Linked DNA regions of Mus musculus: region 2 is linked to region 1. A link is a loop called in an ENCODE intact Hi-C map of the cell type or tissue named here. Cell type or tissue: left cerebral cortex. All regions are shown on one strand. Each heading gives the region's core, and the rest is flanking DNA. Links, peaks and the distances in the headings are about the cores only.

The links. A loop is a pair of places that touch in the nucleus more often than their neighbours do. Peaks named below come from ENCODE experiments on the same cell type or tissue, not always from the same donor. Only the 100,000 strongest peaks of a DNase experiment are listed, where the experiment ranks them.
Region 2: a loop joins it to region 1, with 5 times the contacts of the local background. A loop is called at or near these places in 2 of 42 quality-filtered maps.

The regions. Positions count from the first base shown.
Region 1 is chr4:26,063,458-26,080,472 of GRCm38, forward strand. No RefSeq gene overlaps it. Among named protein-coding and RNA genes, the nearest start is that of Gm24965, 130 kb to the left of the region's middle. In left cerebral cortex, for the core only: no CTCF peak of the experiment used is centred there; DNase peaks (open chromatin) are centred at 6,194 and 7,373; H3K27ac peaks cover 1,776 bases.
Region 2 is chr4:25,711,028-25,728,042 of GRCm38, forward strand. All of the region lies in intron 1 of Fut9 (fucosyltransferase 9), which reads right to left. Among named protein-coding and RNA genes, the nearest start is that of Fut9, 80 kb to the right of the region's middle. In left cerebral cortex, for the core only: no CTCF peak of the experiment used is centred there; DNase peaks (open chromatin) are centred at 7,167, 9,443, 10,732 and 11,799; H3K27ac peaks cover 3,994 bases.

The sequences.
Region 1 (17,015 bases), core at 2,919-10,918:
ATCTGTCTAGAAATTTGTCCATTTCGTCCAGGTTTTCCAGTTTTATTGAGTATAGCCTTTTGTAGAAGGATTTGATGGTGTTTTGGATTTCTTCAGGATATGTTGTTATGTCTCCCTTTTCATTTTTGATTTTGTTAATTAAGATGCTGTTCCTGTGCCCTCTAGTGAGTCTAGCTAAGGGTTTATCTATCTTGTTGATTTTCTCAAAGAACCAACTCCTCATTTGGTTAATTCTGTGAATAGTTCTTCTTGTTTCCACTTGGTTGGTTTCACCCCTGAGTTTGATTATTTCCTGCTGTCTACTCCTCTTGGGTGAATTTGCTTCCTTTTTTTTCTAGAGCGTTTATATGTGTTGTCAAGCTGCTAGTATGTGCTCTCTCCCATTTCTTCTTGGAGGCACTCAGAGCTATGAGTTTCCCTCTTAGAAATGCTTTCATTGTGTCTCATAGGTTTGGGAATGTTGTGGCTTCATTTTCATTAAACTCTAAAAAGTCTTTAATTTCTTTCTTTATTCCTTCCTTGACCAAGGTATCATTGAGAAGAGTGTTGTTCAGTTTCCACGTGAATGTTGGCTTTCCATTATTTATGTTGTTATTGAAGATCAGCCTTAGTCCATGGTGGTCTGATAGGATGCATGGGACAACTTCAATATTTTTTTATCTGTTGAGGCCTGTTTTGTGACCAATTATGTGGTCAATTTTGGAGAAGGTACCATGAGGTGCTGAGAAGAAGGTATATCCTTTTGTTTTAGGATAAAATATTCTGTAGATATCTGTTAAGTCCATTTGTTTCATATCTTCTGTTAGTTTCACTGTGTCCTTGTTTAGTTTCTGTTTCCACGATCTGTCCATTGATGCAAGTGGTGTGTTGAAGTCTCCCACTATTAATCTGTGAGGTGCAATGTGTTCTTTGAGCTTTACTAAAGTGTCTTTAATGAATGTGGCTGCCCTTGCATTTGGAGCATAGATATTCAGAATTGAGAGTTCCTCTTGGAGGATTTTAACTTTGATGAATATGAAGTGTCCCCCCCCTTTGTCTTTTTTGATAACTTTGGGTTGGAAGTCGATTTTATTCGATATTAGAATGGCTACTCCAGCTTGTTTCTTCAGACCATTTGTTTGGAAAATTGTTTTCCAGCCTTTCACTCTATGGTAGTGTCTTTCTTTTTCCCTGAGATGGGTTTCCTGCAAGCAGCAGAATGTTAAGTCCTGTTTATGTAGCCAGTCTGTTAGTCTATATCTTTTTATTGGGGAATTGAGTCCATTGATATTAAGAGATATTAAAGAAAAGTAATTGTTGCTTCCTTTTATTTTTGTTGTTAGAGTGGCATTCTGTTCTTGTTGCTGTCTTATTTTTGGTTTGTTGAGGGATTACTTTCTTGCTTTTCTAGGGCGTGTTTTCCATCCTTGTATTGTTTTTTTTTTCTGTTATTATTCTTTGAAGGGCTGGATTTGTGGAACGATAATATGTGAATTTGGTTTTTTTGTGGAATAGTTTGGTTTCTCCATCTATGGTAATTGAAAGTTTGGCTGGGTATAGTAGCCTGGGCTGGCATTTGTGTTCTCTTAGTGTCTGTATAACATCTGTCCAGGCTCTTTTGGCTTTCATAGTCTCTGGTGAAAAGTCTGGTGTAATTCTGATACGCCTGCCTTTATATGTTCCTTGACCTTTTTCTCTTACTGCTTTAATATTCTCTCTTTATTTAGTGCATTTGTTGTTCTGATTATTATGTGTCGAGAGGAATTTCTTTTCTAGTCCAGTCTATTTGGAGTTCTGTAGGCTTCTTGTATGTTCATGGGCATGTCATTCTTTAGGTTTGGGAAGTTTTCTTCTATAATTTTGTTGAAGATATTTGCTGGCCATTTAAGTTGAAAATCTTCATTCTCTTCAACTCCTATTATCCGTAGGTTTGGTCTTCTCATTGTGTCCTGGATTTCCTGGATATTTTGAGTTAGGATCTTTTTGTGTTTTTTATTTTCTTTGATTGTTGTGCCTATGTTCTCTTTGGAATCTTCTGCACCAGAGATTCTCTCTTCCATCTCTTGTATTCTGTTGCTGATGCTGGCATCTATGGTTCCAGATTTCTTTCCTCGGGTTTCTATCTCCTGCATTGCCTCACTTTGCATTTTCTTTATTGTGTCTACTTCTCTTTTTATGTCTTGGATGGTTTTATGCAATTCCATGACCTGTTTGGTCGCGTTTTCTTGCAATTCTTTAAGGAATTTTTGTGTTTCCTCTTTAAGGTCTTCTACCTGTTTAGCTTTGTTCTCCTGTATTTCTTTAAGTGAGCTATTAAAGTTCTTCTTGATGTCCTCTACCATCATCATGCGATATGCTTTTAAATCCGGGTCTTGCTTTTCGGGTGTGTTGGGGTGCCCAGGTCTAGGTGGGGTGGGAGTGCTGGGTTCTGATGATGGTGAGTGGTCTTGATTTCTGTTAGTAACATTCTTATGTTTGCAGTTCGCCATCTGGTAATCTCTGAAGCTAGTTTTTATACTTGTCTCTGGTTAGAGCTTGTTCCTCAGGTGACTCTCTTAGCCTCTATCAGCAGATCTGGGAGACTAGCTCTCTCCTTAGTTTCAGTGGTCAGAGTATTCTCTGCAGGCAAGCTCTCTTGTTGCAGGGAAGGTGCCCAGATATCTGGTGTTCGAACCTGCCTCCTGGCAGAAGTTGTGTTCCACTTACCAGAGGTCCTAAGATCCCGTGGAGGGTCCGGTGAGGACCTCGTGGGGTGTCTGGAAACTCCGTGTGCTAGGAACCCCGGTGCTGGAGTGGACCAGAAGGGACTTGTGCCCCTGATCAGGCCGGGTTATCTGCTTCCCTAGTTAATGCAGTCTCAGGTCCCACATGATTGGATTGGGGTAGAGGCTGTGTTCCACTCACCAGTGGTCTTAGGATCCTGTGGGTGATCCTGTGTGGGTCTTTGTGGGTGTCTGGAGACTCCTTGGGCAAGGCACCCCGGTGCTGGAGTGGACTGGAAGGGACTCTTTTTTTTAATTAGGTATTTTCTTCATTTACATTTCCAATGCTATCCCAAAAGTTCCCCATACCCTCCCCCACCCACTCCCCTACCCACCCACTCCCACTTCTTGGCCCTGGCATTCCCCTGTACTGAGGAATAGAAAGTTTGCAGGACCAATGGGCCTCTCTTTCCACTGACGGTCAACTAGGCCATCTTCTGATACATATGCAGCTAGAGATATGAGCTCTGGGGGTACTGGTTAGTTCATATTGTTGTTCCACCTATAGGGTTGCAGATCCCCTTAGCTCCATCCTTTTGCTTACAAAATTCATGTTGTCTTTGTTTTTTAATAACTTATTAGTATTCCATTATGTACATGTACCATATATTCTTTACTCATTATTTAGTTTAGTGACATGTAGATTGTTTCCAGTTTGTGGCTATTACAAATAAAGTTGCTGTGAACATAGTTGATCGAAAGTCCCTGTGGCAAAGTGGGGTATTTTTTAGGTTTATGCGCAGGAGTGGTAAACCTTGACCTAGAGATAGAACTATTCCCAATTTTCTGAGAAATCTTCAAGTTGATTTCTGAAGTGGTTGTACAAGTTTACAGACCCATCAGAAATGGAGGAGTGTTCCCCTGACTCAGATCCTTCTTAGCATGTGCTATTACCTGAGTTTTTGAACTTAGCCATTCTGGTGGGTGCTGATTAAAGACTTTGAACTTTTCTTTAAATATTTCCAAGCCATTCAAGATTCCACTGTTGAGAATATTCTGTTTAGCTCTGCACCACAAATTTTAATTGGGTTATTTGGGTTGTTGGTATTTACCTTCTTTATAAATTTTGGATATTAGTCACCTTTGTCTGATGCAGGGTTGGTAAAGATCCTTTCCCAATCTGCCGGCTGCCGTTTGGCCTGATGACAGTGTTCTTTGATTTATAGTAGCTTGTCAGCTTGATAAGGTCCAATTTGTCAATTATTTATCTTAGAAGCTGAGCCATTGGTGTTCTGTTTATGAAGGAGTCTTCTGCACCAATGAGTTAAAGGTTACTCCTCCATTTCTGTTCTATTAGGTTTTATGTTGAGGTCTTTGATCCACTTTCACTTGAGTTTTGCACAGGGTGATAGATAAGGATCTATTTTCATTCTTCTAAATGCAGACATCCAGTTAGACCAGCACCACGTGTTGAAGATACTTTGTTTTCCCCATTATATTGTTTTGGCTTCTTTATAAAAAAAATCCGGTGTCCATAGGTGTATAGATTTATTTCAGGATCTTTGATTTGATTCCATTGAACCACCTGTCTGTATATCAGTACCATGCATTTTTTATTATTATTACTCTGTGTTACAGTTTGAAGTTAGGGATGGTGATACCTTCCAAAATGTTCTTTTTGTTCAGGATTATTTTTAGCTATCCTGTTTTGATTGTTTCTTTCTCTCTCTCTTTCTTTCTTTCTTTCTTTCTTTCTTTCTTTCTTTCTTTCTTTCTTTCTTTCCTTCTTTCTTTCTTTCTTTCCATATAAAGTTGAGAATTGCTCTGTCGAGGTTTGCAAAGAATTGTGTTGGAATTTTGCTGGTAATTGTATTGAATATGTAAATTACTTTTGGTATGATGTCCATTTTCACTATGTTAATTCTAGTGATCCATGAGTATGGGAGGTCTTTCTATCTTCTGGCAACAAGCTTCCCTTCCTGGGTAATTATTAGCCCCAAAATGTATATCTATCCTGGTTCACATTGAATAAAATATATACCTTTACTTCCACTACAAAATAAAGCAATATGAGCAAGCAAGGATCATCTCAGAGAGATGCTTTATTAAGAATCATGGAGAGAAAGTCTTTGACTAAAGAGCTATGCCTAGCATTTGTGTAGAAGGCTTTCTCCCCTCTAGCTGTTCTGTTACTCTGGACCATCACTCCAAGTCAGACCAGATTCTACTTGTCTTAGGCTCTAACTCCTCTCTCTCCTGGGGTGCAGAAACCCAGAGGGAAAATTATACTTCAGACCCCTGGTTTCTGACTCCTTCTCCTGGAGGTATGCTGGAAGTATCCATGTACCCAGAGAGGAGACGGGAAACCATTGCAGACTCCCCATTTTCTACTTTTCTCTGCCTCCTCTTGGTGGCATGGCAGCAACACCTGTGTACTACCAGTGGAGAGGTAGGGCAAAGTACAGCATCATACTAAGTTTTTGAAGAAGTTCTAATATTCTGGCTCTTTAACATTCTCTGGCTAGTTTTGTATTCCTCAGTGTTCAGCTTGTTCTCTCTGAAACATCTCTCTGTGAAACTGTTCTGGTAAAGCTTCCACACACACCACACCACTGATTACTTGTTCATTGCTCTGAAGTAGACTCTCTTTCATGAGCTGCTCTCGGGTGAGTTGGATGTAGCCTATCTCTGACTCTCTCTGTCAAATCTTTCTCTGATTCATCATTTTGTCTTCCCCTCAGTCAGATGTTCACACATGGCTGCTTTCTTTGACAAACTAGCCTTACCTTCACTGATAGGTATTAAAGTGAATACTAAGGTTGTGTCTGTATTACAGAAAGATCATGTTGTAATCCAGTGTATTCTGCATTCCAGATGAATCATATAGATCTAGAAAGTCTTTGATCCCTTGCCAGAGCAGTCATTTTCTGGATTAAAATTTCTCTACAGGCTAGAAGAAAATGCTCTGTCTAGGCTATGAGTAGTAACTTAGAGGTGGAGGGTCCCAGATAGACTCTAAACACCCTCTGTGGTTTACTGATAAGGAAAGGCAATCTTTTATTTGTATGCCACTTCCAGATATTTTTATTGCCAAGACAACAGGAAAAGATGTTGGAAGATAAAGTTATTAAAAGCATATTAAATTCTGCTTGGTTTTTGTCACATTACAGCAGTTTTTGAGGTAAAAGAACTCACTTCTATAGTAATAGAATCTTGGCTTAACTATATCCCTGACTTTGTACAGCTTTTAGATTTTGTATAGACCCCACAGACTAATGGTACTGCTAGAATTCTGTATTGACATGTGACCCTAAGGCTGTGCTGATGAGCTGACAAGGAGGACTGCAGAATTATATATCTCCTCTCAAACTTAAGTTTCTTTTTTCTCAAGAAACCTCATAAAGTAAAGGCAAAGATAGAACTGTTAAGGATTACGCAATGCGAGTTACAGAGAATTGAGTTCACAGGCAGCTCTTCTGCATTTGGGAATGTGCACCTGCACAGACTGTGCAGCCCTGTGCAATCTCCTGAGACAGAGCCAGATGAGGTCTTTTTAAATCCACCAACACACATCATCCCCATGTGCATCCTCAATATCCAGCATCCACCCAGTTCTCATGAACACTATTCTAAATTTATTCCTTTCTTCTTTTTCAACTATTCAAGATATGAATTTCTCTATTTTCTTCACCAGGTCATTCCAATCAGCAAAGATTTTATTTCTCTTAGTAAAAATAAGCCAAAGCTTTCTCAGGCATGCCATTCAATCAAGCGTCTGTGCTATTTATGGCATTGTAAAACCCCTGGAGGAACACTTTGCTATGACTCGGCCTGTGTCCCTCTTTGAATTTTTTTTTTCATTTACACTCTGCAATCCTTGCTAAAATGAGTCACCCTGTAAGCCACACAAACATTGTTTTACTAATACAAGTGGTCATTTTAAATTTCAACCCTTACTCAATCTTACTTTATCTATTCCAGCATTTGATAGTATTTGATTATCAAAGTACTTCCTCCTTTAATCCTTCTCAATTTTCAATGGTGTGTGGATATGGTAAAGTTTGTGTGTTGGCTTAGCTAGACCAAACTATTATAATAATCTGTTAGTTGTATACCTATATGATAATATTGATGTGTTTAGAAATACTAGTATTTAAATCAGTAGACCAGAGCCTGCACAATGATTCAGAAGGCAAAAGCTCTTGCCATACAGGCTGACAACCTGACTTCAGTCTCTGAGACCTGTATGGTGGAAGGATAAAACAAACTTTTATGAGTTATCTTCTGAAGCACCCCCCCCACACACACACACACACAAGCACTCACAAATATAAACTTAGTAAGCTGAGTTTAGTTCTACCACATAGGAAAGTCTCATCGTGATTGAGTTTTAGGAAAAACTTCAAGCTCTCCTAAAGAAGAGATACTGCCTTCAGACTAAAATTACTCTGGGTCACAGCATCCAATCAACCCATTTCCCCTGGATCTACCCTCCTTTCCAATTTGTCAACTTCTACAAATTGTGAGACAATTTCCTAAGCTGCCACCTCTGCTCACCCTTTCTCCCTCTCATGCTTTCTCTCCTATTCCATCTTCTTTCTACTTTTGTAGCATACCCTGAATCATATGGCTTCCAAGAGAAGCCACTCTTGGCACTCTCAGTACTCCAGCTAAGTCTTTCCTGCTATTTTTTCTCATTTTGCCCAGCTTTTAAACTCTGGAGGACTGCAGACTTTGTCCTTGGCATTTATCTCATTGCTATTTTCAGTCATTCTTTGATGATCTCATCTTAGCATATTCCTAAGTATCATCTAAATGTTGGCAAGTCATAGCTTTTATTCCTACAGCAGAAGTTTCCCTTTTAAAGCTTTAGAATCAGATAGTTGAGCACTTATTTTGCATCTCCTACCTTGATTTAAAATGAGTATGGTAGGTAGTGGAATCTATCTTAGGCTAACTAGTAACTGCATATGTAAAATGTATAGCCGCTTTGTTTGATACACAGTAATACTGAAATATGCTTTAGAATGAGCTACTGAACCTCTTTTTTGCTGTTATTTGTTACTTTTATTTTTTTATAATCCAGTTGTTGCACCCCTTCTGTACTGGCTAGTTTTGTATCAACTTGACACAGCTGGAGTTATCACAGAAAAAGGAGTGTCAGTTGAGGAAATGCCTCCATGAGATCCAGCTGTAAGGCATTTTCTCAATTAGTGATCAAGGGGGAAAGGCCCCTTGTGGGTGGGACCATCTCTGGGCTGGTAATCTTGGGTTCTATAAGAGAGCTGGCTGAGCAAGCCAGGGGAAGCAAGCCAGTAAGGAACATCCCTCCATTGTCTCTGCATCAGCTCCTGCTTCCTGACCTGCTTGAGTTCCAGTCCCAACTTTCTCGCTGATGAAAAGCAGTATGGAAATGTAAGCCGAATAAACCCTTTCCTCCCCAACTTGCTTCTTGGTCATGATGTTTGCGCAGGAATAGAAACCCTGACTAAGACACCTTCCTATCTGCTCTCCCCCAGTGCCTCATCCCTTTCCTCCTCCCCACTGTCTCCAAGAGGATGTCCCTCTGCCCCCCAGGTTCCCCACCCCCTGGGGCCTCAAGTCTTCTCCCACTGAGGCCAAAACAGGCAGTCTTCTGCTGAATATATGTTGGGGGCCTTAGACTAGCTACTGTATGCTGCCTGGTTGGTGGCTCAGATCTCATGTTCGTATATCTGCTGTTGCTTTGTTGTTTATCTCATGGGTAGGCATTCATGCAGCGAGAACTTACGAGTGTAGAGAACATCAATTAATGAAAGAAAGCTGCCATGAATTTCAGAAAGATCAAGGAGTTACCAGGGGGTTTAGGGGGAGAAAAGGGGAAGATGGAAGTAATATAATTATATTAACATCTATAAAAAGGAAATAATAAAATAATAATGTGACAGTGGTTTATAGCCAAAACTGTCCCTGGTTCCTTCTTAGTTAATTTTGGTGTACACGTGTCCTGTTGTGAATTCAGAACATGCTATTTTTTATGCTTTAAAATTCATCCCTAACTCATAGAAAGCACTGTAGCCTGAATAAGACCCAGGGTCATGTGTAACACAGATAAATCTTCTAGTTTTTTTTCTCTTTCATATTCTGAAAGGTTGTTATACTTCAAAGAGATTAATCAAACTATGATCTTATGCGCTTTGAATCCTCTACTCTTTCAAAGAGTAATACTACTTGTCTGGTTCATTCATTCCTGTCATGCTGATATTTAATGCTAAGTTTTAGTGTACCTCCTTTTGGCATTTTGATGTGAGAGGTAAGTAGCCAGATATAATTAGATGAAATCACGGATTGGATGTTGATAAATACATGTTGGGCCTAGGTGACTAAAGCTCCTGTGCACATGGCTCGTGGCAGTCACACTAGATTATCTAATGCATTGAAAGGATGCATCAACCCATCCAATGCCCCCCAAAAGCCCATCTCCTAAATAAGATCCTAATCGAAACTCCAACTCTAACTAAGAACTTATCTTCATGCTTATCTACTGTTTGCATCCTCAGAGTGCCACATATTAATAAAAATCTAAGTTTATTCTCATATCTTTTTTTAATATTTTTAAAAGAATATTTGCAATATTCAACTTGGTAATAGCTCTAAAATTATAAGCTTTCTCAAAATCAATTGCATACTTATCCTCCTTTGGTTAGTTTTATTTGTTCTTTGGCATAGCTTATGAATTAAAACACAGTATATTTTATTATATTTTATTAAGTGCTTCTCAGCCATTCCAGATTCCTCTGCTGCAAATTCTCTATCTAGTTGTTTATGTTGTTGGTTTTTTGGTGGCTAGCGTCTTGAACTCTCAAAACCATTATTCACCACAATAAATTAGGCTTCAGCCCAGGGCTGCATGGTTAGTTCAATGTATGAAAATTTATTAACATAATATACCGTGTAAACAAACTCAAAGAAAAAAATTCATGAACATCTACTTAGATGCTGAAAAAGCATTTTACAAAATACAACACCCCTTCATATTAAAGGTATTGAAGAGATTAGGAATTCAAGTCCCATACCTAAATGTAATAAAACAATTTACTACAAACCAATAGTCAATGTCAAATTAAATAGAGAGACACTTGAAGCAATCCCACTAAAATCATGGACAAGGAAGCTCACTCTCCCCAAATCTATTCAATATAGTACTTGAAGTTCTAGCTAGAGAATAAGACAACAAAAGGAGATCAAGGGGATACAAATTGGCAAAGAAGAAATAAAGGTGTCACTATTTGCAGGGTTATGATAGTATACATAAGCTACCCCAAAATTCTACCAGAGAACTTCCACAGCTGGTAAACAACTTCAGCAAAGTGGCTGGATATCAGATTAACTCAAATAAACCAGTAATATTCCTTTATACAAATGATAAACACTAGGGAAACAACTACCATCACAATAGCCACAAATAGTATAAAATATCTTGGAGTACCTGTAGCCAAACAAGTGAAAGATCTCTATGACAATAATTTCAAGTCTCTCAAGAGAGAAATCAAAGATCTCAGAAAGTGGAAAGATCTTTCATGCTCATGGATTGGCAGAATTAACATAGTAAAAATGGCCATCCTACCAAAGGCAATCTACAGATTCAATGCAATCCTCATCAAAATCCCAACACAATTCTTCAAAGACATGGAAAGAGCAATTCTCAAATTCATCTGGAAAGGCAAAGACAAACAAACAAACAAGAACAAAAACAAACAAACAAATAAATAAATGCAGAATAGCTAAAACAATCCTTAACAACAAAAAAAAACTGCTGGGGGAATCACTATCTCTGATCTCAACTATAGTACAGAGCAATCGTAATAAAAACTGCATGTTACTGGTACAGAAATAGACATGTTGATGACCTTCAATTCATGAAATAGAATTGAAAACTCAGAAATAAAGCCACAAACTTATAGACATTTTGTCTTTGACAAAGATGCCAAAAATATACAATGGATAAAAGAAAACATCTTCAAGAAATGGTGCTGGTCTAACTGTCTGCATGTAGAAAAATGAAAATAAACCCATTTTTTTTTTACCTTGCATGAATCTCAAGTCCAAGTGGAGCAAGGACCTCAACATAAAGCCAGATACACTGAATCCGATAGAAGAGATATTGGGAAAGCACCTTGAACTCATTGGCATAGGGGAAATTTCCTAGAACTCCAATGGCTCATACTCTAAGATCAAGAATTGATATATGGGACCTCTTGAAACTAGAAAGCTTCAGTAAGGCAAAGAACATAGTCAATGGGACAAATTGGTAACCTTAAGGTTGGAAAAATCTTCACTAACCCCACATATGATAGAGGGTTGATACCGTCTCAAATCCTTAATGATCATTAATTTTTTGCTGTCTACATTTTTTTATATTTTTACCAAAATGTCATTCATTCAGAATTATATTTTTATAGATCAGTAGAGTTACTTTCTTCATTTAGTAGTACTAATAAATTTTTCTCTTATCTTGTTGCAACTGGTTTGGTTATTTTCTTATAGTAGTAAATCCTCTCCCATTGCCTGAGTGTACCAGTTTATCATTCTCCTCTTATGATTCATTCTGTCATTAAACGACACCCTAAACTTGGTTACATTCCATTTAGTGATATCTGAACAGCAGAAATTTCCTTACAAATTTTGAAGACAAGTCTGTAGTGAAGTTATTGGGCATCACTTTGTCTAATAACATGTGCTTTCCTTCTCAAACATGACACTTTTTTTTGTCTTCACATGTGCTTACAAAGTGCTGTCGAAGCTCTGGTGCTGCACTCCCACTTAAGTTTTTGTTTGTTTGTTTGTTTGTTTGTTGTTTTTGTTTTTTTGACAGAATGTCTCTCTGTATTCCTGGCTGTTCTGGAACTCACTCTATAGAACAGTCTGGCCTCAAACGCACAGAGATCCACTTGCCTCTGCCTCTGGTGTGATAAGATTAAAGGCCATATGCCACCACTGCTGCTGCAGTTGGTACCTTTTTTAAAAGAGCCAAATACTTTCGTTTTGATTTTGAGACAGAGTATTTGATTATACTACTGGCCATCTTAGATCTTACTGGGTAGAGCAAACTGGCCTCAAACTTACAAAGATACATTTTCCTCTATCTCCTGAGTGCTAGGATTAAAAGCATACAACATGACCAAGGTCACTCATAAAATAATACTTATTCATAGTCACATTTCAATATATACCTGGAGAAGAACATATGAATTCAATATATTTTGGTGACTTTCAAGATTGAGCAGTTAGAAACAATGCCAAACCAAAAATAAATCAAAACCCCACTGCAACATCTTATGTTCACACATTTGTATAACATTCCATTTTTAGCTCATCTTGGTAAATTCCCAGAAGAGCAATTACTGGATTGTATGATCAAACCATGATGATTTCTAAAAATAAATGTCATACCGTTTGACAAAACATCTGTGCAAACAGGAATCTGTAATAGTTCTTGTTCTATATTCCTGCCAGAACTTACTGCTTATTATGTTTGGTACATTGACTGGTCTAGCACATATCAGGTACTATTTCATTTTCAAATTTTCATTTTCTTGATGAAAAATAATAAAACACATATTTCTCTAAAATTATGCTCCATTCTATACTATATCTTGTTTACTAAGGTGCCTCTTCAGACTTTGAAATTTTATCTATCTATCTATCTATCTATCTATCTATCTATCTATCTATCAATTTATTTATTTATATGTAGCTTTTGGTGTCCTGGATAAAACTATTTTTTTAACACTGGGTTTTATATATTATATTAAGTCTAAGGAGTTCGTTATACATACTAGTTTAATGTTTTTATAAGATATGTATATATGCAACACATGCTTCCAGTCTGTGTCTTTTCTTCCTATCCCAGACAATGTATATTATATATCATAGTATTTTATTTTAATAAAGCAAAGGTTATGAATTATATCATTTGTTATACCTTTACATTTTAATTAAAAATCTGTCTTAAAATATTCTGTTACTCTCTGAGACGAATTCCTTCTATTTTGCAATTTCTTTTAACATCTAGCTTATATAAAATTTGATTCATTTTAAATTAATATTTTGTAGATACTTATAAAGGATGTAGGTCTGGGCTCATTTTATTTCATGGAATCTTTCTAGTGTTCTAAAACAATTTGTTGGAATGACTACACTTGTTCTGTTGAAATGCCTATGTTCTTTGTTCTATGACCATTTTACTTTTGAAATAGGACTATTTCTGGGACCTATAGTCTGATTTACTAATAGCATAAACAGGAAGAAATCTTGGTGTATATAGAGAGATTGATTTTTAAGTTGTGGTGATGGTACTTTCTTTAATTAATGTTTTTCTGTCTCTTAACATTTCAATCTGTCAATATGCTGTATATTCTTAGTGTGTGAATAGAAGGTCATTCAGAGTCAGTTGAGTTGTTGTGGTGTTTAACTGAATTCTACTGCATTTTTACATGTGTTTATGTGTATATGAATACACACACACACACACACACACACACACACACACACACACAAATATATTTACCTTTCCAGGAATACTTCAAGTTATGTCTGTTTTCATAGTAAAAACCTCTAAAATTCTCTAAAATTAATTATCTATCTATCTATCATCTATTTATAAATCTATCTATCTATCTATCATCTATCTATCTATCTATCTATCTATCTATCTATCTATCTATCTATACATATATTAGGCCATGAAAAACTAAGGATCAATAATAGGAAATGAAAATGTGAATGCCATTCTGTGTCATTTGCTGTGGATATAATAACAGAAATTATATTAATTTGTCAGAAAATTTTGGAATACTAAAAATATAGGAATTTCTTTAAGGTAAAGTTGTGGTTTGATCCTTCATTCTAGCTGGGAACTATTCCTTAAGTAAAAAGACAGATGATTTCCAATTACGTGGGATAGTTTGTGAAAATGGGACTTTTCTTGATTAAATGTACTTATTCATGGTGACGCTATGTTCATAGAAATTGGCAGTCTAGGGAAACATTTGCAGGTAGACACTTGTGAAATGACATGATATCATAAATAGTCTTCATTTTAAGTAATTTAAGACTTTACAGTACAAAATCAATGTTAACATCACCACGTATTTAATTTTTTTCCACATCTGGATGAACAGTACAGAACACTAAAAAATAGGAATAAAATGTTAATATTAACACAAATGTCATCAATTACCTGAGATATTTTTCCTTTTTTTGTTGGTTATTTTATTTATTTACATTTCAGTTGTTATCCCCCCTTCCTGGTTTTCCCTCCACAAACCCCTAGTCCATCACCCCTCCACTCTTATTTTATGAGGGTGCCCCTCCATTCACCTACCACCCTAGCATTCTCCTGCTCTGGTGACCTCCACAGGACCAAGGGCCTCCTCTCCCATTGATGCCAGATAATGTAATCCTCTGCTACATATATGGTTGGAGCCAAGGGTTGCTCCATGTATACACTTTGGTTGGTGTTTTAGTCCCTGGGAGATCTGGGGGGGGGGGGGTCTGGTTGGTTGATATTGGTTTTCTTCCTATGGAGTTGCAAATCCCTTTGGCTCCTTTAGTCCTTCCCCTAACTCCTCCATTTGGATCCCTGAGCTCAGTCTGCTGGTTGACTGAGGATTTGCATCTGTATTGGTTAGGCTAAGAGGAAAACTCATAGCTCTGAGTGCTTACATAAAGAAATTGGAGAAAGCATACTCTTGTAGCTTAACAGCATATCTGAAGCTCTAGAACAAAAAGAACAAACACAACCAAGAGGAGTAGATGGCAGGAGTAGATGAAATTAACCAAGTAGAAACAAAGAAAAGTATACAAAGAATCAATTAAACCAGGAGCTGGTTCTTTGAGAAAACCAACAAGATAATTAAACCCTTAGCAAGACTAGCCAGAGTACACAGAGACAGTTTTTAAATTAACGACATCAGAAATCCTTAGCAAGACTAGCCAGAGTGCACAGAGACAGTTTTTAAATTAACGACATCAGAATAACCTACACTGAACAAAACTGGAAAATCTAGGTAAAATGGATGATTTTCTATACAGATTCCAGGTACCAAAGTTAAATCAGGATCAAATAAGCCATCTAAATAGTCCCATAAACCCTAAAGAAATAGAAGCAGTCATTAAAAGTCTCCCAACCAGGAAAACCCCAGGGCCAGATGGTTAGTGTATAATTCTATCAGACCTTCAAAGAAGACCTAATTCCAATTCTCCTCAAAGTTTTCCACAAAATAAAAACAGAAAGAACACTACCTAATTCATTTTATGAAGCCACAGTTACTGTGGTACTTAAACCACACAAAGACCCAACAAAGAAAGAGAACTTCAGACTAATTTCTCATACAAATATTGATGCAAAATTAATCAATAAAATTTGTAATCTAATCCAGGAGCAATTTGGAAAAAAAATCTGTTATGTTTATTAAACATTTTCAGCCACAAGCCAGCCAGTATACATGAGATGCTCTGAGACTCCCAACACATATACAACAGAGAACTGCCTGGTTTGACCTCAATGGGATGAGATGTGCCAAGTCCTTGAGAGACTTGATGCCCCAAAGAGTGGGGAGGACTGGTGGTGGGGGAGCATCATTTTAAAAACTTCATTTTTAAAATAATTCTTTACTTCAAGAAGGTTAGGAGTATAAATTTTTTAATAGCTCACTTTCAAAAATGTTCAAATTATTTTATTCTTGTTTTGTGGCTATAATTCGATCTTGCCTTTTTGGTAGGTAGGGTGTTAACTTGAAGTTAATAAAAGACTTTAATTATACTTTACATATACAAGCAATGATATATGCTACAATAATATTTGCTATATTTAGGTTGCAAAAGATTTGCAGTTCTAGTCCCTGGGCACTCATGAAGTCACACATAATGTGGAAGGCTTCCTGAAGACCTTTGTGTTTCAAAAGGAAGATGTAAAGTTTGCCAGTGGTGATGACTCTACACGGTTATGTTTCATTTATTACATGTAGGACAAATAATTCATTTGGGCTTCAAACCGAAAAGCACTCATACTGTTTATGTCAAAAGTAGATAAATTGAATATAATTACATGGAAACAGTAGACAGAACATGAACTGAAAGATATTCTTTGAAATAAATACTGTTTTTTTTTCAAACATTGATACCACTAGAAAAAGACTTGAAAAAAAAAAAAAAACCTCACATTTGTAGAAACTTAAAATATTTCACAAGTAAATGTGATGGCATGAATCTGAACCATTATTTTTTTTTCTTCTGTGGTTAAGAACATTTATTAGGCATTTGATAAGTACTATAGTAAATATATCATGCTTAATTGCTTTTGATTATATTACTCTATAAATATATGCTGTTTTATTAAGGGTAAATAATAACAATATATGTAATTTATACTTAGTTCAGAGGTATAAATAAATCTCTTATCGCAATGGCTAATCTTGGTTGTACATATGACACATCTGGTATTGGGTGAGAGAAAAAGGACTGAAACCATGAGTGCCAGCAGAAAGAATGGAAACAGGCAACCTCAGGAAATAGGAGGTTAGGGGGGGACCCCAGAATGCACCAGAGACTTGGAAGGTAAGAAACTCTCAGGAATCAAAGAGAGGGACCTTAGATGAAGTGCCCAGCAATAGGGAGAGTGATCTTATTGAGCCCTTCCCCATCAGGAAGACAGGATAAGACATCAAGTGAGGGATGGGATTGCCATTCTATAGTCATATCTCTGATCCATAATTGTTCCTGTCCGAAAGAATTATAGGGATGAAAATGGAGAGAAGCCTGAGGAAAAGAAGGTCCAGTGACAGGACCAAAGTGGGATCCAGCTCAAGGGGAAGTCACAAGGCCTGACACTATTACTGAGGCTATGGAGCACTCAAAAACAGGGACCTATCATGACTGCCCTCTGAAAGCCTCAACAAGCAGCTGAAAGAGTCAGATGTAGATATTTGCCCTAACCAATGGACAGAAGTAGCTGACCCCTGTTGTTGAATCAGGGAAGGGTGAAAGAAACTGAGAAGAAGGATGATCACGTAGTAGGTCCAGCTATCTCAATTAATCTCGACCCCTGAGATCTCTCAAACACTGGACCACCAAATAGACAGCATACTCCAGCTGATATGAGGCTCTGAACACATATACAGTAGAGGACTTCTGGGTCTGTGTTCATTCTGAGATGATACACCTAACCCTCAAGAGACTGGAGGCCCCAGGGAGTTTATAGTTCAGGTGGGCTGGGGGGTAGGGGCATCCTTTGAGAGACAGGGGCTTTGGGGAGGAGGTGTGGGATGTAGAGCATTTGGCGGGTAGATCGGG
Region 2 (17,015 bases), core at 5,351-13,350, 350 kb before region 1:
AACCAAATGAGATGTTATTAATTTTGTATCATAATTTTGATTCTAAAATATTAATCTTAAAATCAAGGAAATAAGTTATCTTTAAAGTTCAATAATCTTGTTATACCCATATTTTACTTCTATAAATTAAGTTTCCCCAGGTCAAATTAAAATAAAATATAAAAAAAAAATTGGCAAAAAAAGAGAAAGAAATGTACTGACTGTTTATAAAAATAAAATGTTACCTACTTTTTTTTTTTTAGTTTAGTTTTGTTTTTATTAAATGTAGCAGAAAATGGAGTCATGCTATGCTACTCCACAGCACTGTGGTCAATGAGCTCTAAGCAGGACTTTTCGAAAGGTTTGCTTTCCTCACTTTCACCTTGAAGATGATCCAGTCCCCACCTGGGTACTGGGAGCCTCCCCTTCTCTAGGAAAAGGAGAGAAGAGATAGATGAGATGGAAGGTCTGGGAGGACAGGAAGGAGGAGAAGCTGCAAGCAGGATGCAAGGTAAATAAGTAACTTAATCAAAAACATTGGGAGGTGCTGAGGAGCACAGGTCAAATGCCCATGTCACAGGTCACGTGCAGCCCTGACATCACAAAGCCTTGTTTCTTAATTGTAAATTCAATTGCACTCTGCTTCCTGAGAATCACTTTACACATTATTCTACTTAGGTGCCAACTTTTAATATTGTCAATACCTCAAATTCCAAAAGAACAATGAAAGTGCTGCAGTTGGTGGAATTTCTTCTGCTGAACTATATTTCAGGTAAAACCACAAATCAGCATTTACTTTCATGAAGCTTGCAATGTATCATTTGTAATTCCTGACATAAGAGATATTAATAAAGAGGAGGGTGAAGCCCCAGGACACTAGTCTCATGTTTGAATTTAAGGTCATATCCAGACCTTACACTTTAGACCTTCTAAGATGCAAAGGCAGACACAAAGACCACAAGTCAGAAACAAATAATCCATATTAGAGGACAAGAAAAAAAAAATGACTGTATCTGTAGTTGGTGCCATGACAGGAAACAGAACTTATAGAAGGATTGCACTGAAAGAAAATAAAACTTGAGACCTGTGATTCATGTAATTTATGTCAAATAGCCCAAAGAGTTGTTTGTGAGCTTTGAAACCTGGGGCTGAGAACATAGCAGTACAGGGCAGGACGTGCCCAGGCAGGCCCGTCGTTAAGACATTCCTGAGGCTGCTTGGCCATAAAGATAAAGAGAATGTTAACCAGACCGGACTAGCCAGGCGCCTCCCTATCTCCCGCCCTTCTGACATGGGTTAAATGTTAACCAGATGCTCTGCTGTTACCTCAGTCTGCACGTACAGTCTGCTAATGTTTAAATGAACCAATCATGTGAAACCACGCCAATTCCTCCTCTAGCCCCAGACCCTTTTCTATAAAAACCCCTAGCTTTTGAGCCACGTGGCCGACAACCGCTATCTCCTGTGTGAGATACATGTTAGTCTGGAGCTCCATCATTAAACTACCTCATGTGTTTGCATCAAGACGGTCTCTCATGATTCTTTGGGTACACACCGACTCGGATATGAGTGGGGGTTTCCCCACTAGGTTCTTTCAGCACCTTGTTGGGCTTGAAACCCAGTCTAAGGAACTCAGATTCTCAAAGCACCATGTGATAGAAGGAGTTTCAGTAAAGGACTAACATGAACTCATTCAAATCTCAATAGATAACTGGAAATCATCCCAAAGGCCATTTTAATAGTTGTGTCTGGGCAGTTAAAATATTGGTAATCAGAGAGAGGACATGTTTGCATTTGTGAGATATTTTAAATTTGATTTTTTTCATTTTCTTTTACTCTTTTTTCCTTTTATGTGTATGGGTATTTTGCCTGGATGTCTATCTGCCTACTGCTTGTTTGCATGTCACCCACTGAGACCAAAAGAGTATACTGGGTCCACATATCCTGAAATCGGAGTTACAGAGGGTTGTGAGAGGCCAAATTGATGCTGGGAATTGAACCTAAGTCTTTGGAGGACCAGTCAGTACTCTAAAATAATGAGCCATCTCTCCAGTATCAATTTTATTATTTCTTTAATGTAAATATATTTGTTTTTAGACTGATTTACTGTATGTGAATGTGTATATCTGCATGTATATGTGTGAATGTGCATGTGTGTGTGTACTATAGACTGTGTATGGACATCTGTGAACAATTTATGTGACCTGGTTCTTTGCTTCCACTATGCAGTTTCAGAGGCTCAAAATCAGGTCTTTACATTCATGACAAAAAACTTTTACCCTCCATGATACCTCATGGATCTGAATTTTGATGACTCACAATATATTACTTTTCTATATAGATGTGTTTACTTGAGTAATATAAATGAATATTTATACAGGACACTATAGTACATTTGAGTGAAAATTACCAAAGGCAAAATATTACTTTTACATATTTTTTTCAATTCATGCTCAATTAGTTGATCAAAGAGACAGAAAATCATTAATCACAGTGCTGCATTATATTCAAATCAAAAGAACAGAGAACTAGAAATGGAAACCTAACTTGAAAGAAGAAAACTTTAGAGGACATTAAATGATGCTGCTATTACCATTGTTGGTATCTTCAAAACTTCATTCTGTTAATGGACACATGCCCCTTGGTTCAAATCAGTAGATGTGATTAAAGGACAATGACTTTTGAACAAATAATGACAATTACTTTATGCCATTTACAGCAATACATTAGATTTGCAGCTAGAAGGGGTCACAGAGTCAATTCCTGTGGCTGTACTTTAAATAGAATTTTATGGCTTCACAATTACTAGACTGGGTCTACAAGCCCACATTAATTCAACATACGGTTTTTCTAAATGCCTTCTATGTAACCAAGAGTGACTAGGTGTTATGAATACCAGACTTTACTAACACATTCTCCTCGCCCTTGAAAAGTTCATATCTAGAGGAAAAAGAAAAGGAAGAATAATGAAGAACTTTGTACAAAATATTTGTCTGGGGACACAAATGTAGCAGTGCTCCATTTTTCCTGGCAGGGGCTTAATAGAAAATACACTGTGCCCAGTGAATGCTAAAAGGCAACCCACAGTGCAGCATGCTCACAGACAAGAGGGAGGATAATAGAGTCTGGGACAAAAACGTCATCTGACTTTAGTGGATCAGAGACATGGGAAGTGCAATGGAGGACATGCAGGAGGCAGGGAAGATGAGCTAGGGCCTGAGAGTTTGAACCTCACAACAATAACAGCAGCATGTAATTAAACAATGATTATAATATACAGGCAGTTTTATGTTGTATGCCCATGCCTGTTTCAGTAAGAAGGAGACAGAAAGGAAAGGGAAGCAGGGAGAAAGAGGAAGAGTGAGAGAAAGAGAACAAGACAGTCTATGGTCTATACCCTCATTCAGTCCTGTAAACAGTTCTATGTGACAATGTTATTCCCACATACTCAGAAATCCAAGTTTCTTAACTAGTGTTTCTATTGCTATGAAGAGATACTAGGAGCATGGCAACTCTTATAAAGGAGAACATTTAATAGGGCTGGCTTACTGTTCAGAGGTTTAATCCATTACAACCATGGCAGGAAGCATGGCAGTGTACAGGCTGGCATGATGGATTTTTTTTGTTTGTTTGTTTTTTGTTTTTTTATTAGGTATTTTTCTCATTTACATTTCCAATGCTATCACAAAAGTCCCCCATACCCTCCCCTACTCCCCTACCCACTCACTCCCACTTTTTGGCCCTGGCGTTCCCCTGTACTGGGGCATATAAAGTTTGCAAGTCCAATGGGCCTATCTTTCCAGTGATGGCCTACTAGGCCATCTTTTGATACATATGCAGCTGAGTTTAATGTCTCAACATGAACATTAGCATGATATTTTGGGTATGGTCGGGGTACTTTGTTCTTTTAAGACCTTGGAAGGAAAATTTATGAGAGTGCTGTCTAGTTTTATATCAGCCTAAAAAAAATGCTACAATCATTTTGAAAGAGGAAAACACAATTAAGAATATGTCCTCTCCAGATTTGCTCATGGGCAAGCCTGTGGTACATTTCTTGATTGGTGATTGGTGTGGGAGAACCAGGTCACTGTGAGCAGTGCCATCACTGGGGTGGCAGTCCTGGGTGCTGGAAGAAATCAGGCTGAGGAAGCCATGAAAGGATGGTGGTCAAGCAAGAAAGTGGAACTTCCCATGATGTTTTTATCAGTTCCCTATCTAGGTTCTTCTCATGAGTTCCTCTTCTGAAGACCCTCATGAGGAACTATGATGTGGAACTGTAATCTAAGGTAAATGACATTTTCTTCTCCAACTTTCTTTTAGTAACAGCTTTTGTTTGTTTGGTTTTGTTTATTTTTTGTTTATTCAGGCTTTTTTTGTTGTTGTTTTTTGTTTTTAACCACAGCGGTAGAAACAGTAACTACAACAAAAATTGGTACTAGAAATGTGTTTGACTGTAACAAATCTGACCACATTGTTTTGTGGAGGACAGTAAAGGTGTTTTGAAACTGGCATTTAAGGATTTAAAAGCTGTTGAGTGCTCAGAGATCGGTGGAACATACTGTGGGAGCTTGGAAGGTAAGAATGCTGAGAGCAACCAGCAAATAAGCCATCACTCTTCTATGGGAACTGCTTCAATTCCCTCCCTCAGGCTCCTGCCTATCTTCCTTCAGGGATGGTCTGTTACCTAGAAGTGTTAGATGAAATAGACCCTTTCTTCCCCAGATTGCTTTTGGTTGTAGTCTTCATCATAGCAATAGAATTCTAAGACAGTGAGCTTCCCTACTCTGGGACTTAAAGCACACTTCAAGCACAGGCATCTTCCAAAGCAGGTGCTTTGTTCAAAGATCAAAGGAAAGGAATTTATTCTAGACAATCAAAAAGAATACAATAGAGTGAAAAGGGGCAAACACATGATTTAAAAATAATGTGATATTTGCTTATATATGCATATATACATGTCCATATGTATAACCCAAAGGTATAATATTGAGTGTAAAAAGCTAAGCAGAGACATATACTATATGATGCCTTCTATTTGTAAATTTAAAAACAAATTATCATAGAAATGGACAGTTATTATCAGAGATAGGAGGTGAGGAAGGAAAGTTATATATCACAGCATATACAATGTGGGATATGAATATTGAGTATAGCTTCTCTAATGTGCTACGTACTTCAACTTTATCATACTTTCAATTCTTATCACAAAAATAATAGGGGTAAGGGGGTAGTTTCGTGAATAGCTTGTTTCTTCAATTTGTCCATAGATGAAAACTTCAAATTGTACTGTGCAAATACACATACTTGTTTATAACTTAAAAATAAACAGACTAAAATAGTAATATATAAGACTACCTTGGTCCCTGCAGTACACTGATTATGTGTTATGTCACACAAAGATCCTTAGATACCTAATGAACACTAGAGTTTTTTTGAATGAAATGTAAATAAAAATTATAGTAACTGATTTTCCTGCTAAATATCAACACACAATTAGTGTCCTAATGTGAGTTAAGTTATGTCTCATACAAATGTCAGGTTGAAATCTTCATTCCAGACTCCACTAACGAACCTTAAGTTTTCTTGGGAATACAGGTTTTGCTGATGTAGTCCACTTAAGATGGCAATGTTAATTAGCTTGATTATGGTAATTATGTTACAAAACATCAGGCTCTATACCTTGAATCTATACAAGTTTCCTTTGCCAAGGCTGCATCAATAAAGCAGGTGATGCAGCCCAATGGGATAATGCTTACCTAGCATGACCAGGGCCTGGCGCTATCCCCATCACAGCAAAATAATATAAAAGCAGAATGACCTTAGTGAAGCTAAGATTATGAGAAGGTCACAATGGATTGTTATGTCCCCTCAGTCCCCTAGTAACTGTTCTTGTAATGACAGAGATTTGGAGACATGGAAAGAGAATACATAAAGATAGAAAGGAGATAGGTGATATACTACATCTCAAGGGTTGGTGACAGCCTTCAGAAGCCAAGGAAAGGCAAAGGAGACTGCTCCTATGGGGTGCTGTAATAGCTGAGCCGTGGTAAATCTTCCATTTAAATTGTGAGAAAATAAGGTCCTTTTAATCCACTAAGTTCTGTACTAATTTATTATGGCAAACCTGAAAATTAATGGGTCTCTCATGGATTTAATAAGGATTTGAGTAAGGAAGTCATTTGTAAAATAATGGAATGCGGTAATGTTGGCTTCTTGCATATGAAAAAAGCAAGATAAGAATTTTGTTTACCTAAAACATAGAATCTGGTGAATAGGGAAAAAGGATATATTTAAGAAAGACCTCTACACCTACCCTCACGTAGATAAAGAAAATAGATGTTAGAAAGATAGATAGATATAGATAGATGATAGATAGATAGATAGATAGATAGATAGATAGATAGATAGATAGATAGGATATAGACATTGACATAGGTAAAGTCTTTTGACTCAACATGAACTCATTATGTATGTTATTACCTGTAATAATTCTCAAGCTACTCCTCTTTCACCTTTCAAGCTGACTGACAGCATAGGTTGCCTGGCTGGGCACCAGTAGCCTACGCATCTCTTCCAGTTACTTTTTAAATGGTAACAAGAGAAACCCTGGGTGTTGCCTTATATTCTCTTGGCCTTTATCATTGTCTTCACCATCAAAGTCATCTGGCAGTTGTCTCAAAACGTGTCTCAGTATGGATGTTCATTGCATATGTTATTACATATATGTTATTGCATATGTTATGCATAGACACACAGTTTAGTATATCTGGATGGAGAATGTCAACTTAACTATTCGCTTTGCTATTTTTTTTCTGGGTCATGGAACCAAGAGTATCTATCTATATCTTAAGATGAATTGACTTGGAACTCAAATTCAATGAGTCATATGTAATTATGACAACTGAAATCTTAAAATGTCTCTAAATTACAGATGATTATAGCATCAGCATATCTATAAATCCTCTAGGAAAACTTTGAGAAAGAAAATTTAAATATAACTTCTTTTAATTTGAGTGTATATGCATGTGTGTGTATGTGTGCGCACATGCGTGTGTGTGTGTGTGTGTGTGTGAGTGTGTAAGTGTGTGTGTGTCTGTGTGTCTCTCTGTGTGTGTGAGTGTGTGTGTGTCTGTGTGTGTGTGTCTCTCTCTCTGTGTGTGTGTGAGTGTGTGTGTGTCTGTGTGTCTCTGTGTGTGTGTGTGTGTGTGTGTATGTGTGCAGGTACATGCAGAAGGTAGAAGATCCTATGAAACTGGAGATGGTAGCAGTTGTGAACCTCACGATCTTGGTGTTAGGAGCCAGACTTGTATCCTCTAGAACAATCTTCCTCTTACTCAGCCATCTTCCAGCCTTTTAAATTGCACATTTTGAAGGAAAGTACCCAAACATCAAATTCTCACTTTACAAAACATCTCATGACAGAAGATTCTAATAAAAGGAAAAAATAATCATGTGTTAATTTTTTCAATAAGAAATAAAGGGCCCAGAGTTCTTGTTCTGGTTAATGATTGACTAATATAAAGCTATGTTTTTAATTAAGACAAATTTAATTTGTTCACATGCAAAGTTTTTGATGAGTACTGATTTGCCATTCCAGTGGATAATGGCATCCTTTGCGCATGCAGGCAAATTAAAAACTGATCCCTGTAACGGAACTTCTAGTTAATTCCATATAGATACCTGGCATTTCAATATATGTAAAGAAACATAAATCAGGGAAATTTCATGACATTTTATAGAAACATCTACCAACTACCTTGTAAAAGTATATATGTCTTAATACAATAGATACAAACATCCATGCATGGAAACAAATGGGCCAACAGCTCTGCTTATTAGTTACATGTATCTTCATACTTAAACATTTTGGGTTCATTGTGGGCTAAAAAATCTGGGTTCTTGTGATGTTAATTGGGTAATGAGGGAGAGTATGAAAGAGGAAATGTTTCTTTTCTCTCCAATGAGAAAAATAGCCATCACGAGAATGAACATACAAGGAAGGTTCATATTTGTTTTCTTAAGATTTTCATTAGAATTTATTCTTGAAGATTTGTGTGTGCTTGTGAGCATGTGCACACAAATATTTATCATTTTTTTTCAAGACTAAGGATGTTCAAGTTAAGTTGAGAGTGGTAGTGTAGCATGCCTTTAATCCCAGGATTCGGGAGGTAGAGGCAGGGAGATCTTTTTTGCTTGAGGCTAGCCTGAACTACAGAGTAAAATGAGGTTAAAATCTATGTAGATTTTCATTTCTATTGTAAGTCTACCTTTTGTGACTGATATATTTTATCAAATCCATGTGTTCTAAGATAAAAGATGTACACTGAAGAGGTGAAGAAAGTTTGTAGGAGCAAGAGTTAGTGGATGATACAAAGGGAACAGTGTCTTTTCAGACACAACGGATTGATATGCAAATAAGCTAACAGAAACTGTGATGACACCCAAAAGACCCAAACAGGTTCTAACCAACATCACTTACTGAGACCAAAAACACACAAAATGTCCCACCCCTAACCAAGAAGCTATTTACAATTGACTACTGAGAAAAAAAGATCAGGTTGTTCCAATGAAGTGACACTTAGTTTGTCAATCACACGCCAAGGAAAGCCCTATAGCTAGGAGTAGATGGTTCACACAAAATGGACTTCAAGTTTTATTTTGTTGTGTTTGCTTTTGAATTTAAAAATGATTTGATATCCTAATAAAACTGTATCATTTCTTCTTTGTCACTTCTCCTTCCAAATCCTCCCACGTGCCCCTCTTTACTCTTTCAAATCTCTGTCTTCTTTTTCCATTAAATGTTATTACATGATTATATGGATACACATATACATTTCTAAATGTAAGTTGATTGGCCTATATCTGGTTATTCATGTGTATGTTCTCAGGGGTTGTGTTTATTTGGACCTTTGACTTTTCCTTTATTTCTATTGCTGTTTATTAGTTTTCTTTTCTTTCTTTTTTGAGAGAGAGAGGGAAGGAGAGACAGAGGGGGACAGAGAGGTGGGGAGAAGAGAGAGAGAGAGAGAGAGAGAGAGAGAGAGAGAGAGAGAGAGAGAGAGAGAAGAGAGAAGAGAGAAGAGAGAAGAGAGAAGAGAGAAGAGAGAAGAGAGAAGAGAGAAGAGAGAAGAGAGAAGAGAGAAGAGAGAAGAGAGAAGAGAGAAGAGAGAGACCCAGATACAGAGAGAGACAGAGGCTGGAGGGGAGAGAGAGGAGGAGAGACGGGGGAGAGAGAGATAGAAAGAGTCAGACACAGAGAGACAGAGAGAACCTGAAGACCCTTAAGTTTTTTGGGAGAAAGGAAGGGAGGAGTTGGCAGAGGGGAAAGTGTATGATCCTGTCACGCTATGCTTGCCACATCCAGCTTCACTTTCCTGTAAAGAGAAAATCTCAATTCTGACTGGAAATCATGTAATACGTCTCTGGATTCCCTTCTGTCCCGTTTGCACTGCTATTTCCACTGGGTTGTTTAAGTGTTTTACATCTTCTCTCTTGTGACAGATATTTCCCACATCCTGTTCCTATTTACAAAACTCAGACAGTCTCATAATTCCTCACTACTAGAGCTAAAGTCTCAGCAGTTAAATTTGGAAAGACATGGATGGTCTTCAAACTTCAACTACATATGTCCTTTTCTTCTTGTCTTTGTATGCCCCAAACACAAATCAATTACACAAGTCTGTCCACCATTTCAAATTATATCCTCAAATTACCTTTTTAGAGCTTTTGTTTGCATTTTTGCCCTTGCTGAGTACTTCCTTTAAGGCTTGTTTAATTCTACATACTAACCCTCTAGTGTAGATTTTTAACTCTTAATTGCTTATTAAATTTCTTCCCCAAACCTCGGTTCTTCCATAGTTAATTGCATATCATGTCCAAAGATTTCTTATAATTAAGCTTGCACTCTACAGTCTCAATATTATGCTTTACCATTGGCTCAAGTAGGTTTTTAAGATTAAAGGAGATTTAAATGAAGTAATCATTTTCATAATTTAAATTAATTCTTAGGACATTGCATGATTAAAACAAAAATTAGAAACACGTTCAACTCCCAATGTGACCATTACTTTTATAAACGGCCCTTGCAAATTTCCTTGTGAATGTATTGCCTGTAAATACAAGTGGTTGAGTAAGAACAAGTAATTTTTTCCTTTGCTATTGTATTGGAAATAAATTCGAGCCATTTTGACTCAACATTAGCGTTTTGAAAACTAATTCACAAATCAGAGGAGATTTATTGATATTCCATTGTCCTTTTTGTAGTAGACTGAATAACAATCTCAAGGGCTAGCTTACAGTTCAATTAGGAAAGATGCTATATAAAATTCAAGGTCACTGTGTTCTCATTCCATTGAATTTTTTTAGTCTGCCATTGAAACTAATTACTCAATCTAAGTGCAGGGACACTGACTATTTATTGATGAGCCTTTCCTTGTAGGAATTTGGCTTTTAAAAAAGTTTCTGGCCCTGAAAACGCAGACATAAATGACCTCAAGTTATACTCCAAAAAAGCATGATTTTACTGCACTTTGACATTTTCATTTGATTTTCAGTGAGGTACTCCAAGGTACTTCAAGTCTTAGTTCTCTGTCTCATGGGTGCTAATGAGATACTGTTCCTGACATTTCATAAAGAAATGCAAAGGTGTTTTGTAAAAGTAGCAACAGAGGAGAGATCACAATAACATGCAGTTTTGTTTGGAAGAATGGAATTTTCTTTCGGTTACAAAACGGACAGGGCCCATATGTTCATGAAGCAAAAATAGCATTTTAAGTGAGGCGCTGGCTTCTCTCTTCCCCCAGACTGTTGTGAGTCATTTTAGCAATTTGCTTCCTACAATAATTTCAGAGAAAGCTGTAAACTTTATGTAGAACTCTATATTTAAGATGAAACGATGAGAATCTTGGTTACTTGTTAATTTAATAAGCATTGATGGAGTAACTTCTACGTGCACCTTCTGATAATAGAGAAAACTGAAGGCAAAACTCATTCATAAAAGACATGTGAGGCGGTTGCAAATGGATATCATGGTACATTTTACTAAAGTCCATGGCAGGAGTTTGTAGAGAGGTCTATGGGCTACAGTGGGGAAGCATGCAACTCAATCTCAGGGAAAATATTCTACACATGAATCTGTGTTTTACCTGAATCAACTGGATTTTAGTAAGATAAAATAACTTGTAAGATATAGCTGTGGAACACGTAAATGCACATGGATTTGAAAGCTCGGTAGTGTAGTTAATAATGATGTGGGATACTTTGGTTTACCAAAGGGAAGTGGTTAGTGACTCAGGCCAGACTTTAAAGTCACAGATACCTTACTAATGAATCTGCCTATAATTATAAATTAAAAGCCAACAATTCAATCATAGACAAGGCATGCTGAGAAATCTAGCGATGGCTTTAGTACAATTTTCAAAGACTCTGAAAGACTAGAGCAATTTGTTAAAACTGACAATGAATTTGGAAAGCAAGAATACAGAGTTAAACCTGAAATTTGCTAAGGAATGGAGAAATGGGAAAATTCAGTTTATATTCTTTTGCTTAAAAACAAACAAACAAACAAACAAACAAACAAAAAACAATCTATAGTTTTAGCCAAATGATAGACTATTGTGTATCACGAGGGAAAATGTCTCCTAAAATATTACTGGAATTTTGAACTATGGCAAGAACAATGTATGTAGTGAGTGTGGCAAAAGCATCAATGTGTTTTCTCTGAAACACTGCCTAGCAGAGAATGTGATGAGAATGTGATGAGAATGTGTGAGCTTTGAAGCTGTGATTTAAAAATACTTTGAGAAAATAAGACCTAGAGTCTAGTAAGAGGCACCTAAAGTTATTTATTCTCCCGAGTTATCCACCTTCAAATCTTATCTTCATTTTCTTAAGCTAGCAATGTGTTTCATCCATACTGGGAACAGGGATTCAACTGGGTGCCTTTCAAGGTCTTTCATTTTCAGGGAGAGTTCTTTCATCTCAGAATGTACTTAGAACATCTGGGCTGCTCTGGAATATGTTGTATCTTTATTTGGAAGTGATTCTCTTATATGATTTTTCATTTTAATTTTTTTTGTTTGTCTGTTTTAACTAATGTATATCAGTTGCATGGATTAATGTTTACAGTGTGACCTTTTCCTTCATGTAGATATAGTGCTTTAAATACAGACTCGTGACTGCACTCTTAATTGCCCTTCTCTCTTCTCTGTCTGCTCACTCTTCTCTGGCTCTCTTAGCAATCAGGACACGAACTCACAGAGATCTGTGTGCCCCTGCCTCCCAAGTGCTGGAGTTAAAGCTGTAAATCACTACTCTCAAATACAAACACACACACACACAGACACACACACTCACACAAAACACTTATATCATATATACATATATATATGTGTGTGTGTGTATATATATTATATATATAATTATTTATTTGTTTTCTTTAATATTTTATGAGTAAAAGTACAAAGTACTTGTCATTCTATATTTATGACTATGTTTTTCATACTTTATGTATGTAATATAACTCAGGCCTGGTATATCTGGCTTATCTAGCACCTTGGGTGTTGTCTGTCTTTAAGAACTTTCACACTGCTTTACAGAGTTGCTCTGCTACTTCACACTCCCCTTAGTAGTGCTAAGTTACAGTCTTGTTAGAGAGAGTAATGGTTTCAGCTCGGAATTTTGGAGAAAGGAAGTCACAGGAACTTTTTAAGCAGAGGAAATATTTAATTAAACTTTTCTTTTATAAAAAAAATGTTTCAGACGTGAACATCAAGCTTAGGCAACACGTAAGTTGAAGTATTTTGATGGTTGAGATCGTGACGTAACATGGTTGAGGTAAACTAAAATAATGTGAAGGCAAAACAACTTTATATTCGGTTGTTACTTGGTTGGCCTTAAAAGAAAAGACAAATATGCTTCCAATTCTCTTAGCCTTTGCATTTGGATGTTGTTGGCATTGAGTCAGTTAACTGGATTGATAAAGTTTTACATGTTATGCATAAAAGTTTGACGTGCACGTTGAAACTGAAGTGGAACATAGAGTCCAAATATAGGTAGTTGGATATTTGATCCACAGTTTCATTGTGAAAATCTGGGTTAGTAGATTTTTATAAGTCACCGGGGTATAGATTAAATCCCAGCTCACATACAATGCCAGACCTTACCTTTGGCCTTTTGTAGATATTAATTCATTTAACATTCTGAATGTTTTATCGTAGATACTGCTCTAATTCCCAGGTTGCTGGGTGTTTATTTTCCCCCAATAAAGAAGCTGAGATAGAAATAAGGAGAGGTTGATAGCTATGCCCCACCCCCAACTGCTTGTTACCTCAAGGGTCAGTATACTAAATACATTATCAGTATGAATTATCAGTGCGATAACCAAAATAAATAAATGAATGAATAAATAAATAAGTAAAATCAGGAAGGGTTGCACTTTACAAGCTACAGAGATTCAGATATTGAATAAATTAGAAAAAGTGGGTTCTAGTGACATGCCAAAAAACAAAAGACAAAAAAATGATAAAAATATACTGTCTTAGAATACAAGATGTCTAAAGGAGGATTGACTCCCCCAAATGCTGCTTAAAGTTCAAGGAAACTGGGGCCTGGTCCTTTGCTTTTCTTGGCATCACCAGTTTATAAATGGCTCTTAGACAACAACAACAACAACAACAACAACAACAACAACAACAAACTATGGTGAATGGTGCAGTAAGTCTGATTAGAATCCAAGAGAAATATTGAGAAAAGGATTCAATCAGCATGTGTAGACAACTGAAGGATTTTTCTTTAGAGGTTCAAAGGAATATTATGAACTTTGGAGCAAATCAAGAGTTATAATCATAATGACTTTGGTACATATTAAATATTACTGATTTTTAAGTATTTATTATTTTTGAAATAATATATATGTGATGCACATAATGCCTACATATTTCAAAAGAGGATATCAGACCTCCTGAAGTTGGAGTTGCAAATGGTAGTGAGTCACCTAATAGATTCTAGGAATTGAACTTTAGTTCTCTGTAAGACTAGTAAAAGCAAAACCATCCTGGATTTGTGATGCTTTAAGATGGGTAGTTAGTGCTCATTAATGACAGGTATCAATGATATTATTGTATTACATTATTTTTCATGTATTTATATATAAGCATGTGAATTTATACTGGTAGGGGGTTGACTGGAGGCAGAATGTTCCACTGGTGATATGATATTTCAATTGGTACATAAATATGAATTCACTATATATCATAAAAAGTACTTGTGTGTTCTAGCAAAAAGCTAGCCCAGGAAGATTTCGAAAACAATGAAAATATGGCCCCATTAGAAATGTCTTCCTGAAATGCAAGTCTTTATTAAAAGGAAAACTGGCATACGCCAGCAAGATTTTGCTGAAAGGACCCTGATATAGCTGTCTATTGTGAGGCTATGCCGGTGACTGGCAAACCTTGATGTAGATGCTCAGAGTCAGCTATTGGATGGATCACAGTGTCCCCAACGGAGGAGCTAGAGAAAGTACCCAAGGAGCTAAAGGGGTCTGCTACCCTATTGGTGGAACAACAATATGAACTAACAAGTACCCCCAGGGCTCATGTCTCTAGCTGCATATGTAGCAGAAGATGGCCTAGTCGGCCATCATTGGAAAGAGAGGCCCCTTGGTCTTGCAAACTTTACATGCCCCAGTACAGGGCAACACCCGGGCCAAGAAGTGGGAGTGAGTGGGTAGGGGAGTGGGTAGGGAGGGTATGGAGGACTTTTGGGATAGCATTTGAAATGTAAAATAAGAAAATACCTAATTAAAAAAAATCATTCTTTAAAAAAAAAAAAAGAAAAACTGATAAAATGAAAACGGAAAAAGGAAGGAAGAAAAGTAAGAGATTAAAATAAGAAAAGAGAAGGCACATTTATAGCTCCTTCTTGCCTGGAATAGCTTCCAAGAATATGTTACATTTAAAAAAATAAAAAGTCTGCTTAAATGTCATTCAGGAAATGCTGAATTAAGCAATGGGAAGGCTTCTTTTACAAAGGCTTTCTTAGAACTCAATGAGAACATGGCACAACCATTTCCAAAACATACCGACCTTGTAGTTCTTCAGAGCACAGCACTACTACTCTAAGCGAACAGTAGATTAGAACAGGAAGACTCAACTAGCTTTCCTCAAATGTTCATCTGTTCGGCTGAAGTTCACAGACTATTGCTTTTGCAATATACAGAATCGTGTTTTAATTACTTCTCGGTCATTAGGTAACATTAAAGAAACGTAAAAGCTCCTTTGTCCCAAAATTAATATTTTAATATTTGTGAACTCTAGGGTGGGAAAAGTGTAGCTGGGTCTAGACCTCACATATAAGAAGGCAGAGTCCCTGATGTTTGTTTTCTGTTTTAATGAACCTAGAACCCAAATATAAATAAATGGAATCAAAGAATTTGTACTACTAGCTACTGTGCAGGGAAACAGAATCACATTACATTTTATAATGCTTATTCTGCAAAGCGAAGAATAAATAAAACTCAGTAAGCATGTGTATCATACACAAGGACTCAAAGGATGCTGAATGGAACTCTTGAAAAAAATCATTTAGATGAAAAAATATCCACAGAATATTTCTCAGTACATGCAATAAGACCATACTACAATCTGGTAAGTATTAATTGATAGACAAGATAGTATTGATGGCAGAGCAAAGAACCATGTAAAAACAGCAGAAATGCATCTCCAGAGATCAATGTACCCATTAACGGATAGCACTATAGTCAGGCAACATGGGAAAAAATCTCACAGTTTATCAAATGTTGAAACGATATGCAAAATATCATAGGAGGTGTTGGTAGCATTTGAATAAAGCCTGTCAAAAGGAAAGGTCCCAGACTGTAATTGACTCTAGAACTGAACCAAACTACACCATTTATACAGACATATAAATATCTGCATCCAACAAATGAAAAAAATTACAAAAAATACTATCTAATACAAAATAGTCATGTAAGTGTTCAAAAGAATGGGTAAAAGAGGGATTGAAACATGTAGGAAGTTTTTAGTGCTCTAATTGAGTTCTAGAGATAAGATTATCACCCTTTCTAAAATACGTGAGGTTATCCATGTCCCAGACACTGCCAAAGACAATATATGTGACTGAATATAAGACAATAGCAATGATCTGGTCTGAAACAGAAATGCAAACAATAAACTAATCATTATATAGCTTTGGAAAAACTTCAAGCCATCTGACACATGTGTAGTAGAAGTTTGTAAAGAAGCAGGAGATATGAGGGCTAGGGTAACATTTTAATAGGCAATGATGAAAACTTATTAAGTATGGTGATGATTATAAATGTACAGAATCAAGGAATTCAAAATGTAGTATGTGCAGAGTACAGTTATTTTAAAAAAAGAAATAAAGGCACTCGACTAACTAGAAGCAAGGAAGCAGCTAACAGTGGGGTGACTTAATGTGCTGAAACCCAAATCCTTTTCCTAGTGAAAGCATCTTGCCCAGTAGGGACCACAGGAAGACTTTCTCAGACACAGAAATGGCAGTGGAAGATACATTAAAGAGAGAGCTGCAGTAGAAAGGGGTCCTGGGAGGAAATATATAACTAGATCAATAATGAACAACAGGAACAGTAAGAAGAGCTGATGATGTACACTTCATCTGTTCATTAGAACACCTGCCAAGATCTGGGGCACAAGTCCCTTCCGCTCGACTCGTGACTCGAGCCCCGGGCTACCTTGCCAGCAGAGTCTTGCCCAACACCCGCAAGGGTCCACACAGGACTCCCCACGGGACCCTAAGACCTCTGGTGAGTGGATCACAGTGCCTGCCCCAATCCAATCGCGCGGAACTCGAGACTGCGGTACATAGGGAAGCAGGCTACCCGGGCCTGATCTGGGGCACAAGTCCCTTCCGCTCGACTCGAGACTCGAGCCCCGGGCTACCTTGCCAGCAGAGTCTTGCCCAACACCCGCAAGAGCCCACACGGGACTCCCCACGGGACCCTAAGACCTCTGGTGAGTGGACCACAGTGCCTGCCC